Regions from separate parts of the Mus musculus genome. Here region 2 is linked to region 1. The links are chromatin loops, found by intact Hi-C in ENCODE. Cell type or tissue: left cerebral cortex. All regions are shown on one strand. Each heading gives the region's core, and the rest is flanking DNA. Links, peaks and the distances in the headings are about the cores only.

Region 1 (3,898 bases), core at 729-3,228:
AAATTAAAATAATCTGAGATTCTATCTCACCTCATCGGAATGGCTGTCAGCAGGCAAAAGACAGACAGCAAATGTGGGAAAACAGAAACTATATTCCCCTTCTCTCTCACGCTCCACACACATGCACACACACACCACTGGTGGGGATAGAGTGGGAGCACACACACACACACACACACACACACTCGCACACACACAGCTCATGGTGCGGATGTCCATGGTAGAACCACTATGGACAAACTAAAACTGGCCTTCTACGGCCTGGTTTATAATAAAAGGACTCTGATCAAACACCATAGACACACTTGCACATTTGTGTTTACTGGTGCACGAACCACGGCAGCAAGAAGCAGAGCCAGCCTTTAAGTCCATCAACAGAATGTGTAGTGAAAATGTGGTACATGCATTTAGTTTTTTCCAATCAAGAGCTGAAACCATGACAACAGGAGGAAAGATGTTAAGAAATTAAACCAGACTCAGAGAGGTAGCCTGTTTCCTCTCAGAAGCAAAAGTCAGATTTCAATTTAGTTTGTGACACAAGTTAGAAAGGGGAACCCAGTAAGAGCTTATGTTTAATGTGTATTGAGAGCTTGCCTACTTGTATGTGCGTGTATACATATGCCTAGTATCCAGAGGCCAGAAGTCGGGTGTCGCATCCCCTAACACTAGAGCAACAGATGGTTATGAGCTATCATGTAAGTGCTGGGCCTTGAACCCAGGTCCTCTGGAAGAACAGCCAGTGCTCTTAACCATTGAGTCAACTCCCCAGCTCTGGAAGAAGAGACCTTAAAGGGATGCAGGGAACTGAAATAAATGTGATGTGTATACAGAAGTGAAGTGGGGGCTGTCTGAGGAGAGAAGGGGACCAGTAAGGGGGGGGGGGAGACAGGGAGGATTGGGAAGGGCGGTGTGTAAGAAGACAAATAATAAAGGCAAAGGCGCGTCTTAATCTATCTACCAGGTTAAGAGTACAAAGTCACGGCCTTCATTTCGTGGTTCTTATGAATTCACACACTTGGAGTATGCCATGCCCCTCACAAACTGGACCTAACAGAGTTTTAGACCGCACATTTCCCTCAAAGCATTTTTTTCAAATCTAGCTCAGGGTGACTCCCAGGGAGTTTGAACTGTGGCTTAACTACATCTTCTACACTCTTGACTGTGGGGTGGCCCTGCCATCTGAGAACTCCTTGCTCTTCTTGGCAGAGCTTGGGGCACTCGGGAGAGGCCGTCTGTGGAAAGCATGTTTAACACACGACTCATCGTATGCTAGGGGCTAACTCGAGTTTTTGCTCTGAGGCGGCCAACGGACGTTACCGGCCCACGTCGGCGAGGCGGGCGGATAAACCCGGAGGCAGCAGGTTTTAGGGTGTGTTTCAGTGTTGGTGGGGTCTGCATGTCCCGTCCCCCGTATCTCCATCCCCCGTCCGTTTCCTCCCCAGGCCCCCGGAAGCACACCGGAGCATCCCGGGGAGCCGGATCCCGGTCCCACCTCCTCCACGTAGGCCGGCGGGTCCCGCTTGATCAGGTTCTGTAACTGCGGCAGGTTGCTGGGCAGCTTGTTGTTGTTCCTGCCGGACATGGTGGCTGTGGGTGGGCTCCCTGGCGAGCAGTGCTTGGAAAACGTCCGCCTCTGTCAGTCGCAGCCCGGGCCCCGCGGCAGCTTAGACTCGTGGGTCCCAGTGTAACCGGAAACGGCACGTGGGACACGCCGCTTGCCCGACCGAGCTACGGAACGCTCAGAGGATCAAACTTCACCACCCTGCTGCAACTCTTTGTAGGCGTCTGCACGCTATCGGTCCCTGCCGGTGGACAACCGCTACTGGTTGTCACCAAACTCTGGAGCAGGTTTCCTTATCTCAACATTCTTTTCCACTGAAAACAATTTTTATACAATATATTTGATCATGTTCTTTTTCCTCCGCCAATTCCTCCCAGTTCTCCCCATCTAGCTCAGCATTCTTATGGTGGCCCAAATAAATGAGGATTAATATGGGACTCAGGTATGACAGCATACAACTGTAATCCCTGTACTCAGGAAGCTGAGGCAGGAGCATTATATTTGTTTGGGGCAAGCCCGAGGCTTACTCTGTCTCAAGAAAAACGACAGAAATTAAGCAGGGGCCTGGGGACTGGTTCAGGTGTCCTATCTCATAGGAGACCCTAGGTTTCTTCTCCAGCTCTCCATAAACTGCGTGTGTTGGCTCATGCCTGCAACCCGCATACTCAGAGAAGAGGCGGCGGGAGGGTTGAGACTCCAAGGTCATCCTCAGTTACATAGGAATTTGAGAGAAACCTGAGATACATGAGATCCTGTATTATAAAATGAGGATTAGGGGCTGGAGATGGTTTAGCAGCTAAGATCTGGTACTGCTGTAGGGACTCAGGCTCAGTTTGCAACACACGGTGGCTCTCAACCATCTATAGTTAACTCCAGCTCCTGAGAAATGTGTGCCCTCAGCAGGTGCCTGTGCTCACAGCACACATACCCACACAGAGTTGCACACACATCACTAAAACAAAAACCTTGTCAGAAATGAGAATCATTTTCTTTTAGGCTGTACTAAAGGTAGAAGAAAAAAATCCATGAGGAGTATGCTTAGAGAATATGTTTTAGAGAATGGCAAAGAGCAGGGGTGGAGGTTAGATTGTTTTTTTGTTGGTGTTGGTTTGTTTGTTTGGTTTTGTTTTTTGAGACAGGTTTCTCTGTGTAGCCTTGGCGGTCCTGGAACTCACTCTGTAGACCAGGCTGGCCTTGAACTCAGAGATCCATCTGACTCTGCCTCAGGAGTGTTGGGTCTTAAAGGTGTGTGCCACCACCGCACCCAGGCAACTCTCTTAATTCTAACCACAGAGGGGAAAACAGCTGTTGGATGGTAACTAGGTTTTTGTTTTGTTTTGTTTTTGTTTTGTTTTGTTTTTTTCGAGACAGGGTTTCTCTATGTAGCCCTGGCTGTCCTGGAACTCACTCTGTAGACCAGGCTGACTTTGAACTCAGAAATCTGCCTGCCTCTGCCTCCCTACTGCCGGGATTAAAGGTATGCGCCACCACTGCCCGGTAGATGGTAACTAGTCTTACACTAATAGATGAATCAAGGTGTTATTATTCTGTGTAACCTAAGCAGTTTCCTAGATCAACTTCATCCAAGGTTACCTGACACCATGTTAGAGCCCAAATCAAAAGAAATTTATAATCATATCTGGATAAGTCCTGAGGACAGTTAGATCAAGAGTGCTCGTGAGGGCGTTAGTGTTCTATGAGGGGATTTTTCCTTCCAGAGGCCGTCAATGTTTGTGGAATGTAGATGGCTAACTTCTAAAGTTTTTCCCAATTCTTTAATCATAAGATTAAAGCAACATTTTAATTTTTTGAAAATTTCCTAAAATATGTTTTTGATCATATTACTCTTCCCCTAACTCCCCCAGACCCACTCTCTCTCCTCTCTCTCTTCCTCCCCCTCCCTTTCCTTTCCCCTCCCCTTTCCTCTCCCCCTCCCTCTCCTTTTCTGTCTTCATCAAGTCCAGTTTGTGCCGTTTGTATATTTTTGGATGTGCAGCCGTCCGCAGAACATGGTCATCTTCATAGGCACTACATTGCTGAAGAAAACTGACTCCCTTGTCACCTTGTCATCCAGCAGCTATCAGTGAGCAGTAGGTCCTTGCAGAGGACAGGTTCAGTTCCCAACAACGACATGGTAGCTCACAACCATACGGAACCCAAGTTCCAGGGGGTCTAATGCCCTCTTCTGACCTCCTTGGGTACCAGGCATGCATATGGTGCATATACATTCCTGCAGGCAAAACGTTCATATATATTAAATAAATAAACAAATAAATAAATACGTAAAATCTGAAAAGAAAAAGAATTTTAAAAATTATCTCAAAAGGTGGTCAACAG
Region 2 (3,898 bases), core at 779-3,278, 250 kb before region 1:
CCTTAAAAAAAAAAACCTTAAATACTAAATATCTTAAATTCTGTTATGAATACAGACCTAATATTCTCTGTAAGACATTAAAGAAAAATGTATGCATTTAGACCACATGTAGTGTGATATGCAACTACATAAATTCAAAAGCCAAGCTATATTCACTTGTCTAAACATGGGTGAGTTATGCTAGAATCTAATTTTCCTCTCTATAAAATGGAATGTTAATACTTGTCATGCAGGGTGGTTTTAAGGACTCAGTAACAAGAAAATCTGTGTGCTTTCTATCTCAGTACTAGGGAGGCAGAGGCAGATGGATCTCTGATTTCAAGGCTTGCTACAGCTATACAATGAGACCCTGTTTCCACCCATACCGCCCAAAAAAGAAATGTGAAAATAACACACTGACCACAATGGCTAGGCAAACAAATCTTAAAGTAGGCATTGAACTGTAGCCATGACTTAGCAGTTGGCGAAGAGCACCAGCAGCTCTTCCAGCAGACCAAGGGAGTTCCAGCCTCAGCACCTACATGGCAGCTCACAACCATCTGCATCTCCATTCCCAAGGAAACCAACACACTCTTCTGGACTCTGAGGGCACTGCATGCACAAGGTGCACATGAACGAACACAGGTAAACACAAAACTCTAAGTTAAAATTTTACAGTGTCACCAAATCTCTGAAATAACAACTAAAAAGGCTCCACATGTGAATCTGACAGAAATAAAGATTTCAAAGTCCCAAGTCACTCGTACAGATTGGTTTGAAAAGCACAAATCATTAGGGATGAGCTTTGACTGGGATCAAATACAACCGCATTTAAATACTTAACCAGAAAAAAACACCACCACCATCAACAACACACAGGTATTATGGCACCATGTACGTGTGTAGTAGAGACATCGGGGAAAAGTTTTAACTAGTTACTTTAAAATCGTATGTCTTCCCCCCCCCCCCCACCACCAAGACAGGGTTTCTCTGTGTAGCCCTGGCTGTCCTGGAACTCACTCTGTAGACCAGGCTGGCCTCGAACTCAGAAATTCGCCTGCCTCTGCCTCCCGAGTGCTGGGATTAAAGGCGTGCGCCACCACGCCTGGCAAAACCGCAATGTCTTAATGTTAGAGCATCTAAAAAAAATGTGTACAATAACCAAGTGTAAATTTTGTAGGAAAATGAAGCTCTACTCAAAATGTAGGGGAAACTGGGTACTTATATATGCCAATAAACTCAAATTTAATCTACTCTGTCTATCAAGCATCATAAATAGTGTCATATTTTCACAGTTTTGGAAAGCTCTGAAATGGATAAGATGACAAACAGACAAAAAGCAGAATACTAAAATGATCTGTTAAGGTGAACACTACAGTCATAAGTTGGTACAGGCTTCAATCAAACTGTGTCAAACACTCACAGACTGAATTTAGGCAATGTAAATATATATAACATATATTATAACATATATATTATATATATACACACACATATATCAAGGTTTCTATTTCTTTAGAACAGTGATTTAAAAAAAAAATGTCATTCTATTTTGTGCCTTTCCAAATTTCTTGCCTAAAATACTCTTGCTAAGTGGTAAAATTTTCAAGGAGTATTTTTCTTAAAGAAGCCTTTAAAATGACAACATTATATTAGTAAAACCAACTTAATCTGTACTGCACACACCCAAATCCCACCTCTGTATATTAATAGAGATTTGGCATTTAAAGTGGGTGCGCTGACATTTTATTAATACATTTTTAATGTTTAATCCATAATTCTGGTTGACTCGCTTAAAAATGTTTAAAAGTAAGCAATTGGCAAATGTAACAAGGATACAATCCAATGTGTTCACAGATTGGTTACCTGTGAGACTGGTGCTTTAACATGGGGTGGAATTCCAGAGGAAGAAACAGTACCACTAGGAGGCAGGTTTTTACTGGTCACTGAAGCCCAGGAGAAAGCCTGCAGGAAATGCAACAAACCTAGACTACTAATCATGGAAAACCACCAACATTCCTATAGGGAAACTTCCAAATATTTAATCTGTTTTCATTTCTAGTCTGTTCCTTTATATTGAAGGACTGACTTCCTAATAGAAAGGCACACACACACATGCCAGTCTGTGTGCCAACTTTCAGAATCTTATTATGCAAGGTACGACTGCTGTTTTGTCTCAACTGCTGAAACCTCACCAAGTTCCTACATAAGCAAGTGGCAAACCACTGTCAACTAAACATGCTATAAAATCTGAAGCAGAGACTGACTGCTCTCCCCATGGGGAGACAGGATGTGAGTGATGGTGTTAGGGAGAAGCACAGGAAGACCAGAGTGCGGTTGGAGACTCAGCAGACGTTACCAAAGTGAGCAAGGACTCCTGCACTACTCGCTTCTCCTGCCCAGATCTACTAACCGTCTACTTGACAGAGAGAGAGTTCACATGCTATACTATGGGTGCCACACATCTGTTCAAGAGAATTAGTAGAGTAAGGAAACTGATCCCATTTATATCGCAAACAGGTGTCTCTCACAGATCAACTTCAGTAGGGACACTGCATGACTCCTAGAGCATCAGAAGAGATGAGCAACTGAAAACCTCACACATGGACTTTCATGTAAGTCATTCAACACTGCATACAGACAAGAGGAATCTAGGTTATAAATTTCACTCTTAGGAATATTTTGGGGGTAGAGAGAAACCATAAAATCTCCTCAGAACAAGAACTCAAGTTTCTTTCATATACATATAAGTATAGCTTACTATTTCAAATAACAGAACCAAAACCATGCTTTATTAATGGCACCAAGCATGAAAATGTGAGGTCCCAGATCTGAAAAGTTCCTTTGATCTCACCTTTGGCGGTTCCTGAGGCAGAGAAGCAGGCTCAGCAGGAGGAGGAGTGGCCGACTTCTCCTCCAGCTCTTCCAAGTGTTTCTCCTCCACTTGTGGTTTCAGCTCTTCAGTCTTTGTTTCAGATTCTGGCTCAGGCTCAGGTTCATGAGAGGATTCTTCTAAAGGCTCCTCTATGCCATTACTACAACGAAACACCTAGGTCACTAGGTATTCAGATGAAATAAAACGGTTTCTCCAAACTAACAGTTGAAACTAGTTACATTCCTGTGGGTAAACTGTTCTGCGTTTGTGAGCAAGTATTCTCTGGTCATACACATGTGGTGTTGGGTATGGGTGAAACCCTAGTCCTGACTGCCAGGCACATACCAGTGAAATTGCTCTACCAGAGACTCACCTCCAGTCTATACCCATCTTTCTGGTTTTTGTTGTTGAGACAGGATTTTACTATGTATCCTTGGCTGGCCTGGAACTCAACTCTGTAGACCACACAGACCTCAGAGTCAGTGAGCTTCTCCTTTTGCCTCCTTCGAGTGCCAGGATTAGAGTGCACCATCACATTTTAAAAAATGGGTTTTAGTATCTTGCACATAATGGTGCTTCGCTTACGTGTATGTCGGTGCACCATGCATGTACACTGCCCTTGGAGGCCATAGGAGGGGGTCAGATTCCCATGTCTAGGGTTCCAACCAGTCACGTGGGTACTGGATCAGCTGGTGCTCTTAACTGTAATGCCATCACTACAACCAAACCCCACCATTTAACTCTAAATGGTGACAAGGTTTACCCCAGCGTTAAGTATAAACCCTGTGTTTGTTTTCTAAGCAGTGTGTGTTGGGACAGATAGGTCAGGCTTCCACTTTACGCCAGGAGGAAAACTTAGAACACCAGGCTTGCAGGGTGAGCACCTTCACAGGCCCTCACCCTCTGCCATATTAAAGTTTTACAGAAATAAGTTCAGTGTACTGTCCTAAAAAGCCTGCATTATCACAGTCAACCACAGCTTTGATACAAAACATGCATTTTTTTTCTTTTTTGAGCCAGGGTTTCTCTGTGTAGCCCAGGCTG

What was found. Peaks named below come from ENCODE experiments on the same cell type or tissue, not always from the same donor. Only the 100,000 strongest peaks of a DNase experiment are listed, where the experiment ranks them.
Region 2: a loop joins it to region 1, with 2.4 times the contacts of the local background. A loop is called at or near these places in 2 of 42 quality-filtered maps.

The regions. Positions count from the first base shown.
Region 1 is chr5:92,308,300-92,312,197 of GRCm38, forward strand. Sdad1 (SDA1 domain containing 1) reads right to left here and starts at 1,725. Exons shown (of 22, transcript NM_172713.2): 1 at 1,493-1,725. The coding sequence starts at 1,582. In left cerebral cortex, for the core only: a CTCF peak has its summit at 1,807; DNase peaks (open chromatin) are centred at 1,725 and 2,372; H3K4me3 peaks cover 1,463 bases; H3K27ac peaks cover 684 bases.
Region 2 is chr5:92,061,492-92,065,389 of GRCm38, forward strand. It overlaps G3bp2 (GTPase activating protein (SH3 domain) binding protein 2), which reads right to left. Exons shown (of 11, transcript NM_001080795.2): 7 at 2,834-3,014. Gm42111 (a long non-coding RNA gene) reads right to left here and starts at 1,839. Exons shown (of 2, transcript XR_880428.3): 1 at 1-1,839. In left cerebral cortex, for the core only: a CTCF peak has its summit at 1,896; no DNase peak of the experiment used is centred there.